Linked DNA regions of Homo sapiens: regions 2 and 3 are each linked to region 1. A link is a contact called in ENCODE Hi-C or POLR2A ChIA-PET data. All regions are on one chromosome and are shown on one strand. The core of a region is the stretch at or near the end of the contact, and the rest is flanking DNA. Distances in the headings are between cores, read along the strand shown. Region 1 has its middle 70 kb from the start of CD28. Region 2 has its middle 44 kb from the start of RAPH1. Region 3 has its middle 32 kb from the start of CD28.

Region 1 (4,049 bases), core at 964-3,463:
ACTTCCAATTGGTTCAACTGGTGGATTACCAATGGGGGCCTCTCCTTGCAGAGGAAGATTATGTTGATCTCTAGGTAACCGTGCCCTTCTGTCTTCCAGATATATACCCTCATCTGGATGGATCAACTTACTGGTTGCATTGGTTGTTACAAGTGTAGCAGGCTTACTTGTTATTGAAGCTGCTGGTTTAGCTGCAGTACTATTTGTTGTACTAGTGGTTGAATCTGCAGACTGTGTATAAGCAGAGAACATAGGCTTTGGGGATGCTGTAGTTGCTTCAGGGGTACTATTTAAGGGTTTGAAATCTGTACCAACAGGTCCTTGGACAGCTGCCTGAGCCTGTCCAGCACTGGAGAAAAGAGGCTTCGTAACTGGAGGCTGTGGAGCAGGTACAGTTGCTGTTGGTGCAGGTGGTCTGTTAAGAATACCTGGTGCTGAAACAGCCTGTGTTTGGGTCACTGGAGGATTCTAGGATGTGGAATGGGGGTCGGGGAGTGGAGGGGATACCTGGTGACATTCCAGGCATCAGAGGTGGTATTCCTGGTCCAGGTGGTGTATTCCTGGTCCAGGTGGTGTATTCCTGGTCCAGGTGGTATATTCCACCCATTGGCATCATTATGTTTTCACCGAAAAATGACTGGGTGCATTTTCTTTGATGATGCAATCCAGGTGGCATGGCTGGCATAACTGGTGGCATTCCTGGCATCAGAGGAGGAACACCTGGCATTAATGGAGCTATGCCTAGAGGCATTCCTGGTGCTCCTGGTACTGGCGGCAGTCCTGGCTGTGCCACTGGAGGAATATAACCTTGTTGAAGTTGAACAGGTTGTGGGTGAAATGAAGTTGAGCCTGCAGAGTCGTCGTCATCGTATTCATCAGAATCATCTTGTTCCTTCTTTTTTTGACTTTCTTGTGTTTTCTGTTCAAGAACTTGTCGTCCTTCATCCATGTCTTTTTCTGGAATACCTTCCATACCATATATTTCCAATTCTATGTCTGTTATCCCAGGTATTGCATTTGGTACAGCATCTATTATTTCTTTATGCACCTGCATGCAATGAATGGCTAAGCCAGGTCCTGGATACAATTTCTTGTGACATATATGACATTTAAAATGCTTTGCTTTTTGGTGCTGTATAAGGATCTTCTCATCACCAAAATCTCTATTACAATACCAGCACCACGGCTTCCGCTGCTTCTTCTTCTTGCCCCATAACTGCGCTCTACCAACAAAATAAAAGGGAGGAGAAAAGAAGCAAGAGAAACAAGGCAAAAAATCACTCACGTTCCCAACCAAATGGTTACCACTGCGTCCCACAGGAAGCAGACATAAAATGCTATATTATATTATAAATATATACTTATAAGTATATTTATGAGTGTTTATAAGTATTATAAGTATATTATAAATATATTTTATTTATTTATTTATTTATTTGAGATGGAGTCTTGCTCTGTTGCACAGGCTGGAGTGCAGTGGCCTGATCTCAGCTCACTGCAACCTCCGTCTCCTAGGTTCAGCACTTCTCCTGCCTCAGCCTTCCGAGTAGCTGGGACCACAGACGCATGCCACCACGCTTGGCTAATTTTTGTATTTTTAGTAGAGACAGGGTTTCACCATGTCGGCCAGGCTGGTCTCAAACTCCTGACCTCGTGATCCACCCGCCTCGGCCTCTTAAAGTTCTGGGATTACAGTTGTGAGCCACCGCGTCTGGCCTATATTTATATATTATATATTTTATACATAACTGATTATATATAAATATAAAAATTATATAATTATATATTAAAATATAATTTCTATAAAATATTATAATATATATGATTTTTAGATATTATATATAATCAGTTATATAGTATATATAATTTGTATATATATAGACAGAGAGAAAGAGAAAGAGAAAGAGAGAGATAGGATAAGGGATTTATTAGGGGAACTTGGCTCCATTACAAGTCCAATGATAGACCATTTGCAAGCTGGAGAACCAGGGAAGCCAATAGCATGACTTAATCCAAGTCTGAAGGCCTTGGATTATATATAACTCAGTCTGAGGTTGAAGGCCCAAGTGCCTAGGAGGTGGCTGGTGCAAGTCCTAGAGTCCAAAAGCCCAGAGAACCTGGAGTTTTGACACTCAAGGGCAGGAGAAAGATGTCCCAGCTCCAAAAGAGAGAGCATAGACTTTACAAGTGGAGTCACATTTGCCTGGTGGATGACATCCAAATGCCAGTGAGCACTGATTTTGCAACATTGTGGCACAGTGAGTTCAGGGGCAGAGAGGCTCATATTTGAATCCAGCACTTGCTTGCTCTGTGGCTACAGCAAATTACCTAATCTAGCTAACCTCAAATTGTTCAATAAAATAGGAGTAATAAGGTTGGTTGTTGTGAGGAATGAATGAAATAATGTATGCCACACTTCCTGGCATAATAAACGGTAGTTTTTATTACCACAGTGTCAGCAGTACTTGCCTTGGGGATGGTGTCGGGGAGAGAGGAAACCTTAGTAGATTTTGATCACTGGCTTGGCTTCTGGAAAGGCACTTCCTGAATTTACAAAAGTTTTTGTGAGGAAGTAGAGAAAGGAGGGATCGCATGTAAAGTGGCTCAGACAATTCATTGGGTGAGACATTTTGAATTAGAAAAGCTCAAAAGGGGTAAGCACAAAAAGTTTACGGGACGAAATCAAAATGCTGAGATGCAAGATGGGAAAGGTGGGCTTCAGCTTGAATGACAGCCCTGCTAGAATTAGTTCAATGAGTGCTGTTTATTTATAAAGTCAGTAAGATAGTGGGATGCATAAAAGTCAAAGGGCAGGAAGTGGCTTCTCAGCTTTTCCCAGCACTGGTCTGACCTCAACTGTGGCTACTTTGTGTCTCCCCTTTAAGGAGGTTGTGGGGAACTGGCAGAGCTCCAGAGAAGAGCAAAAATGTAATTAAGGCTTGGAAAATAAAGGCTATGAGGAAAGGCCAGAAAGCTGTAGGGTTAGTTAACTTAGAGAAGAAAGGTCCAACTGATTTGAAGGGTCATTAACAGAAAAACATTGGTTGTTTCTCATCTCCACAAACAACAGGACAAGAGGAAAGAAGCTTACATTGCACTGGAGAAGGGTTTGGCCTGTGAGAATTGTTAACAAGGAAGCTCTCAAGCCTCGTGCTGGCAATTGAAAAAGAAAATGGATTAAAGTGCAACTACTGTGTGCCCACCCATTCATTCACACTGACTTGCAAAGGGAGTGTGAAGGTGGTTTCAGAAACCGTTTGCATAAGTTTGAAAAATAAACCTGTTGTTTCCTCTTCATTTGAACTCATTTAGTTGTTTACTATTTAAATCCAGATATTAACAAAAAGTTAGTTTGAAGGTTTAGATGCAAATTAGATCGGTTCAGAACTTTCTAGGTAAGGCCTTGCCCTATTAGGTTGATTTTGACCACCACAATCTTTTAGGCCAGGCTTATTCACTACATCTCAGGAGAAACTATATTTGGTTGTGACTTTTGGGAAGAGTCGGATAAACCCCAGTGCTGGCATCTATATTATTGCACAGCAAGGCTGCAGTGATCTGAACCCGCAGGCCTCTCTGTCTTTCATTTTGGCCCTTTGGCTGGCGATAGAAAAGGTGTGGCCCTGCAAGGATTATGAAGAGTTTCAGCTCAGGATGTGGTGGTGTCCAAGTTAGAGGGAGAGGTGTACATTTGTTTCTGCAAATATGTGGTCTCTCAATGATTCCTGCTATGCTTCCAATTTAGGTGACTGAATTCAGTTTGGATACTTCTGCCACAAAGTGAAGGCATGCTTAGTAAGGATTTTTTTTTTTTTTTTTTTTTTTTTGAGACGAAGTCTTACTCTGTCACCCAGGCTGGAGTGCAGTGGCGTGGTCTTGGCTCACTGCAACCTCTGTCTCCCAGGTTCAAGCGATTCTCCTGCCTCAGCCTTCCAAGTAGCTGGGACTACAGGCACGTGCCACCACACCTGGCTAATTTTTGTATTTTTAGTAGAGATGGGGTTTCACTATGTTGGTCAGGCTGGTCTCGAACTCCTGACCTTGTGATC
Region 2 (4,049 bases), core at 921-3,420, 58 kb before region 1:
TTTGTTACATAGGTATACACGTGCCATGGTGATTTGCTGCATCTATTGACCTGTCCTCTAAGTTCCCTCCCCTCACCCCTCACCCGCTATCCCTCAACAGACCCTGATGTGTGCTGTTCTCCTCTCTCTGTCCATGTATTCTCATTGTTCAACTCCCACTTATGAGTGAGAACATGCGGTGTTTGGTTTTCTGTTCCTGTGTCAGTTTGCTGAGGATGATGGCTTCCAGCTTCATCCATGTCCCTGCAAAGGATATGATCTCATTCCTTTTTATGGCTGCATAGTATTCCATGGCATATACCACATTCTTTATCCAGTCTATCATTGATGGGCATTTGGGTTGGTGTCACTTCTCTTTGGACTCCAAGCATTTGTCTTTGATGGTGTTTTTGAGTGGTTACAGATGAAACAATGGGACTATCGCTACAAAATTGTATGACAAACCTTCCTCTTGCCTTCTTCAGTAGAATTAACTAGCTGATGATTATGGAAACAAAAGAAGATTGCAACAATAATATATTTTATTTCTTTTTTTAAAAGTTATTATTTTTTAGTGACAGGATTTTGCTATGTTTCCCAGGCTAGCCTCCAACTCTTGGACTCAAGCAGTCCTCCTGTCTCAGCCTGCTAGTAGTTGGAACTAGCGACATGCCCACGATATATTTTATTTCTGTATTGCTTTGTACCTCTCAAAGCCATTTGCATGCATGCCCCCTTTTGACCTCAAATCAGTCCTGTGGGGATAGAGAGAGATCTTTTGGGTAGGAATAAATACACAGAGAGAATATATAATCTGTTTATTGAAGTTCACCACCATTGTAAATACTGTCTTCTATTTTAAGACTATTTTTCTTCTTTGGATTGAAGACATGTAGATAGACAATATTGCTACACTATTTTTTTTTTACAACCTTAAGTGCTGATAGAGATCAGATAATTAGATAAACAATCCCTGATATATGTAAGAGTAAACACTCCACATGGATACTATATGTAAAAAAATAAACAATGGAAACATCATTGAGATAAAATTAGATAATTATTTTTATTTATTGAAATTAACACTGAAAGTGGAATGTTCCAACACTGTTAGGGATTACAGTGAGACAGTTTGACTTTATCTTATTCCTGAAGATGTTTTCACTCTTTCAATTTGACAACTCTTCTATAAAAGCCTTTACCTGGTGGATTAACAGTTTGAGGTATTTAGAGTTAAAGAAGCGTTGTTCAAGAGATTGGAGATAAAAGCAGGGGCGGGGGGAGTTAAAGAGGAGGAGACTCATTTATTCATGAATTCTTTCATTCATCCATTCCTTTAACATTTATTGATACCACTATGAGTTATGTACTAGATATTGTACTAGATCTGGGAACATGGAGTTGCTTTCTTTCATGAAAGACTTTCTGATGGAAGAAAAGAAATAATATCATTTTGAGGGGAAGAGTTTTCCTTGAAAACCTTGAAACTACTCTGGTGTTGGTTTCAAGCAATGGTGTGTTTTTAGAAAATCAAAATTTGCCAGGACTGGTCATGTTTCAACTAGTGTGTTGATTTAATTCTTACTCAAGGGAGAAAATTGCCACTTGGATCATCAACCCCAGTTTCTGTGGAATCAGATCTTTCTCCCTGCCTCTGAAAGCCCTTATATAAGAACTGTCCAGAGTTAAATGAGGGGTGACAAGTTCATAACGCAGAAGGAACATTGTGTCTCTGGGCTATCAAAACATTGATCACCCATCCAGCCATTTAGCAGGGTATTCCCTTGAAAATCTCTGGCTCCTAATGAACAGTATAAATATGTGAATAGGAAGGCTAGATTTGGAAAGCTGTCTGTATGAGAAGAAAGTACACTGATGACAGAACACACATATGTATCCCATGAGTTGGCAGCAGTGTGATTATGTTGACGATGTTGACATTTGACAGTCAGAGCCCAGGACATGATGTCTTTGAGAAATTCTTCTTAAGTTGGGTATATTTTTTCCTAGTAGAGTAAGAGATAGAGTTGGAAGTGATTGCCTATTCTATACTGATAAGAAAGACATAGGCTTTGTAGAGTTCAGGACCTTGGCTGGCACTTCTCTTGGCTGATGAAGCAAGCCAGCATGGCCAGTTCTACTGGTGGTTATCTGAGCCAGTCTGCACAGGTCCCTGATTGCTATGAATCAGCACTCGTAGGTTCCACAGGCAGTAAGGAACCAGAAATACTGGTTTCTACCAACAGTTGGTCTCAGAAGGACTGGTGTGACTAACCAACTGTAAGAACAGCCTCAAATCCTTTCTGGGAAGAGGCAGGGTTTATAAATAAACAGAAAACAAACACAACTGACTCAAACTGAAATTTGTGGCTCTGGTTTGATGTGGTGAATGTATTTAATGTAGCCCAAGAGAGAAAGCTGAGGTCTCTACATTTATGAAATTACTAAAAGATTGCAATCACTGTTCAGCATTGTCTAAAAATATCATGTACAGTGTCGAAGACTTGTACTAATCATATGATTAATAGAATGATTATGACAGTGCTCTATAAATAAGGGTATGAAGTGGCAGTGTAGGGGCCAAGGGAAAGCTTCCCCTTTGCCCTCTGAAGGTTGGCTGAAAAATCAACTCACAAAAGCAGATTAATTGGAGAAAAGGCATATAAATGTATTAATGTGTACACAGACAAGAACCGCAGAGTGATTACCCTGATCCCTCAGTGGGGTTCAGAAGCTTATAAGCCATCTTGAGCTTACACAAAGAAGGGGGGGGCTTGGATTGTGACAAAACAGTTTATGGTGACAAAACAGGTTATGGGAGAGGGAGAAGAGGAGGCCTGGCTAGCAAAGGTAGTCTTGCCTGCCGGGTAGCAGCCCTCAGAGAGAATAGAAGGTAAATGATTCCTTCAGACCTTTGAAGGTGTCAGACTTCCAGTTAATCTTTCCTAGATCCAGCCAAGGGAAAGTCTCAGAGAAAGCCTGGCTGCAGCAATGTATAGCTTCCAGATGCATATTTTCCTGACAATAGACAGCTTTCCAGGGCTACTTCTCTTTGCAGGCCCTCTGAAGAGCCATCACAAAGTATGTCAAATAAATATATTCTGGGGTGAAATATTTTTATTTCCTTCAATAGTGAATAGAGACAAGTATGGACTGTTTTAACAAAACAAAATAAAAGCATGCCAATAATAGACATTAGAGTATTAACTACTCATTGCATATGCCTGCAATTCTGTTTGTAATGGTAAATAATCTAGCATTTATGTAAACTTTTTTTTTTAATGCTTCCCCTCTGTTTGAAACTAAAAATTCCCAGGCTGGGTGTGGTGGCTCATGCCTGTGATCCCAGCATTTTGGGAGGCTGAGGCAGGTGGATCACCTGAGGTCAGGAGTTTGAGACCATCCTGGCCAACATGGCGAAATCCTGTCTCTACTGAAAATACAAAAATTAGCCAGGCATGGTGGTGGATGCCTATAATCTCGGCTACTCGGGAGGCTCAGGCAGGAGAATCACTTGAACCCCTGGGGCGGAGGTTGCAGTGAGCCAAGATCGTGCCAGTTCACTCCAGCCTGGGCAAAAGAGTGAGACTCTGTCTCAAACAAACAAACAAATAAAAACACAACAACAAAAAGAAACTAAAAATTCTATTTAAAAAAAATAGCCAAGGCTCTTTACAATTTATCTTCTTTACTTTAAAAAGAATAGAGCAGCAACATCTGAGTAAAGTACATTTTTTACATTTCAACCAATCCTTATGTAAAAGACATCTAAAAAGGTATATATTAGCATTTTTAGGGCTTTTTGGAATTATAAACAGATTGACAGCTCTGTGGCCTGGAGTTAGTGCTGTTTATTTCCTAGACTGATATAGCAGCGGCTGTAGTTCCATGCATGGCACCCTGATTCCCAGGATTAGGAATACAAAGGCTGATTTGTGGGGAGGAGAGTTTTCTGGAAGCACGTGCAGCTGCCACTGGCGCATGCCAGCACATTCATTAGCCAATCTGACAGCAGAGCTGATGTCTACTCTCAGCTTTTCGGGGCAAAGAAAGGCACATGATGCCAAAGG
Region 3 (4,049 bases), core at 455-2,954, 37 kb after region 1:
TTCTTGGTATAACTGAGGATCTAGCAGAGCATGTTTGCAACAGAGGCCCTCGATTAGAAATGAGAGAACCAGCCTAGCCACCAGGCCCTGGGCTAAGTAGTATCTGGCTCATAAGTTTTGAGAGCAAGCTCTAAAACTCCAGTGAACAGTTAGCTGCACGGTGTATTTAGGCAGACCCTTGACCCAGTCCTTCCCTGATTTGTCTTCAAAATAATTGTGGGGGCACTGAAGAATTGTGGGACACTGGCAAGAAGAAGAATCTTAGAGCAATTCTTTGATCTAGTTCAATTAATTAATTAATTGACAAAAATTGTATACATTGATGGTGTACAACATGATGTTTTGATATATGTATACATTGTGGAATGGCAAAAGCAGGATAATTGACATATAAATTCCCTCACATACTTATCTTTTTTTCTTTTTTCTTTTTTTTATGGTGAGAACTTTGGTCTATTTTTCTGGTGAATAATATGTAGCAGGACTGGTACCAGAACCAGGTCATCCAGAGATGTTCTGTCTGCTGCCATCAACTCGGGACCTCAGAAGGTGGTACTCCTCCCCTAAAGGTGAATTATTTTAGCTAAAAAAAAACAAAGAGAAATCCTTATTTCTAGATGAAATAAGAATCAACAGGAAATTCCAGGAGATTTCAGTTACATCAGTTGTTACAGTTGGTACATAATGATGTAACATCTGTTCCAAAGAAAACAGCAAGTATGTATTTAATACACTTTTACGAAGTCCCCATGTTTTCTTTTCTTTTCTTTTTTCTTTTCTTTCCTTTTTTTTTTTTTTTTTTTTTTTGAGGGTTGCAAGGTTTATTGTGAAGAGTGAAAGAACAAAGCTTCCACAGCGTGGAATGGGACCCGAGTGGGTTACAGCTGCTGGCTGGGGTTGCCAGCTTTCATTCCCTTATTGGCCCCTCCCATGTTCTGTTTTCATCCTATCAGAATGCCCTTTTTTCAATCCTCCCTGCGATTGGCTACTTTTAGGATCCTGCTGATTGGTGCATTTTACAGACCGCTGACTGGTGCGTTGTACAGAGTGCTGATTGGTGCATTTTACAATCCTCTTGCTAGCTACAGAGTGCTGATTGGTGCGTTTTACAATCCTCTTGTAAGACAGGAAAGTTCTCCAAGTCCCCACTCGACCAAGGAAGTCCTGCTGGCTTCACCTCTCAATCCCCGCTCTAAACAAGACATCCCAGCTGAAAAGTCCCCATATTTTCTTTTAGTAATCATTTTAATGTGTGTGTGTGAGAAAAGGACACTATTAAAAGAAACTTTTAAACTTTTCTTTTCTAGTCCTATGTCTACTTTTAGCCAATATTTGTGAGCATCAACCATATCCCTCCTCAGTAATTATATTTTATTTTTTCCTCCCAGGTCATGTGAAAGACTGTGTATAATTCAGAAGAGATATTTCTACAGTGAAAAAAAATACCCCATATTTAAATCAATTCAAGTTTCTTCTTGACATCTAGGCTGTATCTAGGACACATCTGGACATCTGGAAACATCCAAATTTGACTGACTTTTCCAGTTTTCAGCAGAACATTTAGTAAATAAAAGAATAAGAAACTTGTACTAATCATATATTTTTTTGAAAGTCAACAGCATTTCAGTGGGGCTGATGTCCTCATGGCCTGGCCTTTATTTCTTGCCTCATGTCAGACTTAACCCATGTTGGTGGAGGAGGCTGACATTCAAAGGGTGTGGTTTTTGAGGTTGCCACATGCCTTGCCATGACTTAAAATATCTCTCTCTGGCTGCCAGATGGCCTGGGGAAGCACCAGACACAGGCTCCATTGACCTCAGAACTTGTTGCTTTAGGACTGGAAGCTCTTTCAGGGTCTTTCTTAAATTTCTGTTTCTAAATATCTGAAGCACATCAAGCCTTAAACTGGGGTTTTGTGCTGCTCCTCCTCGCTTTCCTGAAAGCAAAGGGTAAGAATTAATTTCGGGCACAGATAGTAAATGCTGACTTTTCATTGTTCCCTTGAGAACACTTCACTCTCCAAGAGAAAGTCTCCCTTCTTCAGCCCAAATCTTGTGGAAACTGTGCATATGAGGTGTGGAGAAACCCCATGGGAAAACTGGGAGTCTACAAACAGGCCTAGTCTTTGAGGATGCTCGGCAGGGGTGGAGGAAGACGCCTCAGGTATCTCTTCAGGTCCAATTCCCTACTGGATGTAGATATACAAAATGTAATTTACTTCCAGTTATTGAATGATAATGTCTTGAAACATTAGAAAAATAGTCATCTTGAAGGAAAAGGCAAAGAAGATTATTTGGAGAGGAGAAGTTTTTTTTCTGTTTGTAGAGTGGAAAAGTGAGATAAATTGGTTTGAAAAAAGAAAAGTAAATACATTGCAAGGGAAACTTTATTCATTAAACATTTATTGAGCACCTACTAAGTGCCAGAGACAGTTCTAGTCTCTGGAGATACAATAGTTAGCGGACTAGACAAACATGTTCTTTGGCCTTATGGACTTCTCAGTCAAGTGAAAGGGCATGGAGGGGACCTAACCCAGCGGGTGTGTGCAGCAAGGGATCAGAGGAGATTTCTCTGAAGGAGTTATATTTAAACAAAGACCTGAATAGAGTTAGATGGACAAAGCCCCCAGTTTAGTTTGGCTTCATTTTCAATGATCCCATTACAAAGCAAAACCAAACAAAAATTCAGTTCTAAGTCCTTTATTTTTTTCTACTTTAGACGGTTGCCTGCCTGAGATACAACTCTGATTTCAACAAGAGACAATTGGATTGCTATTTTTCTCTCTCCTTTGACTTGATATTTATTATTTCTCATCTCTCACTGTGTTATGACTTATTGGTTTATGTCTGTCTCTCTCTGTAGACTATGAGTCACTAAAAGCCAGGGACTGTCTTAATAGTCTTTGTTCAGGCACCACATAGCTCTAGGATGAATAAATAAAGGAATCAAGATGAATGAATAAAAATAACAGTTGTTTTCACAGCATCATTTTGCATCGAGAAAAGTGTCATATCAAACTATTCTTCCCATCCAATCTCTTTAATTGCACAACTAACCGAATCTCCCATCCAGTCTATTCAATAACACTAATGCATTGAGCGTCTACCATGTACAGGCCACATGTTTGTCATGGGGATGTAATGGTGAGCACAATAGACAAGGCATTGGCTCTTGTGGAGTGTACAGTCTGATGGAGGAAGACAAACTTTATATAAATAATCACTCAAATACTTGATTCCTAATTCTATCAAAAGAAACAATGTAGGTAAAAATACTGAAATAAAAGATTTGAGTTGAAAATGGCAGGAAAATTTAAAGTTTTGCCAAGTTTTTGGATGCCTATAAGAAATGTGTCTTATGCTTGCTTCCTCTTTTCCCTTCTAGCTTCTTGCAGTAATTGAGTTTGTAAAATCAAGATGCATAATTTCTACAGGGAAAAGCAAATAAATTGCATTCATTCTAGGTATTTTAGCTGCCTAGGTTGGCCCAACTGTTAATAGCAAAACCCATTTTTTGGGCAAACACCAGCTAATCATTAGTGGTACTTTGATTTTCCCCAAAGTTGTTTTCTCGTCATCCTGATAACTATCACGCAAGTCAGAATCCAATTTTGCACGGAAGTTTTAGAGCTCTAATTACCATCGTCTATAATCAGGGGTGTTATTCCTGCACATTAAGAGTATGAGAGGATATACCAGGAAAGGGAAATGGAAGAATGAAAACAAACAAACAAACCAGAGAAGCAAATGAGATGACAGATGGATATAGAGATAGAAAATAAGAGTAACAAAAATTTGCACTGCTCTCCAAATGTCAGAAAGACTACTCTTAGAAGCTTATGAAATAATTATACACAGAACAGGATACACATTTTTTTTTTGGCTCCAGATCTAAGAAAATAACTCTTTGGTATTAGAAGATGAACATTGAAGGAACAAACTGACCTCCTTAATATAGTAGGACAATAAACTACTATTAAGTTGATATTTCATAGTTCCCTTTGAAATTTTTGGATATAAATCAGGATTCCTCTTCCCCACCCAATGTTC

What was found. A loop is a pair of places that touch in the nucleus more often than their neighbours do. ChIA-PET counts read pairs that join two places held with the same protein, here RNA polymerase II (POLR2A). Pooled maps may share reads with other maps.
Region 2: a pooled map shows a loop between it and region 1 (3-fold over the local background). The contact joins two enhancer-like sites. A Hi-C loop is called at or near these places in 2 of 168 maps with a recorded cell type or tissue (PC-3 and posterior cingulate gyrus) and 6 of 50 pooled maps.
Region 3: a loop to region 1 is called in a pooled map of gastrocnemius medialis, with 1.9 times the contacts of the local background. The contact joins two enhancer-like sites. A Hi-C loop is called at or near these places in 1 of 168 maps with a recorded cell type or tissue (heart left ventricle) and 1 of 50 pooled maps. POLR2A ChIA-PET finds 5 or more read pairs at or near these places in 4 of 52 experiments (AG04450, MCF 10A, Panc1 and 1 more).

The regions. Positions count from the first base shown.
Region 1 is chr2:203,634,803-203,638,851 of GRCh38, forward strand. It overlaps the pseudogene LOC729532. Among named protein-coding and RNA genes, the nearest start is that of CD28, 70 kb to the right of the region's middle. Within about 2 kb of position 2,214, at least 8 of the 41 ENCODE cell types and tissues checked have a DNase peak (open chromatin) inside an H3K27ac peak, as active enhancers do.
Region 2 is chr2:203,577,086-203,581,134 of GRCh38, forward strand. No RefSeq gene overlaps it. Among named protein-coding and RNA genes, the nearest start is that of RAPH1, 44 kb to the left of the region's middle. Within about 2 kb of position 2,171, at least 12 of the 41 ENCODE cell types and tissues checked have a DNase peak (open chromatin) inside an H3K27ac peak, as active enhancers do.
Region 3 is chr2:203,672,392-203,676,440 of GRCh38, forward strand. It overlaps the pseudogene LOC100287498. Among named protein-coding and RNA genes, the nearest start is that of CD28, 32 kb to the right of the region's middle. Within about 2 kb of position 1,705, at least 4 of the 41 ENCODE cell types and tissues checked have a DNase peak (open chromatin) inside an H3K27ac peak, as active enhancers do.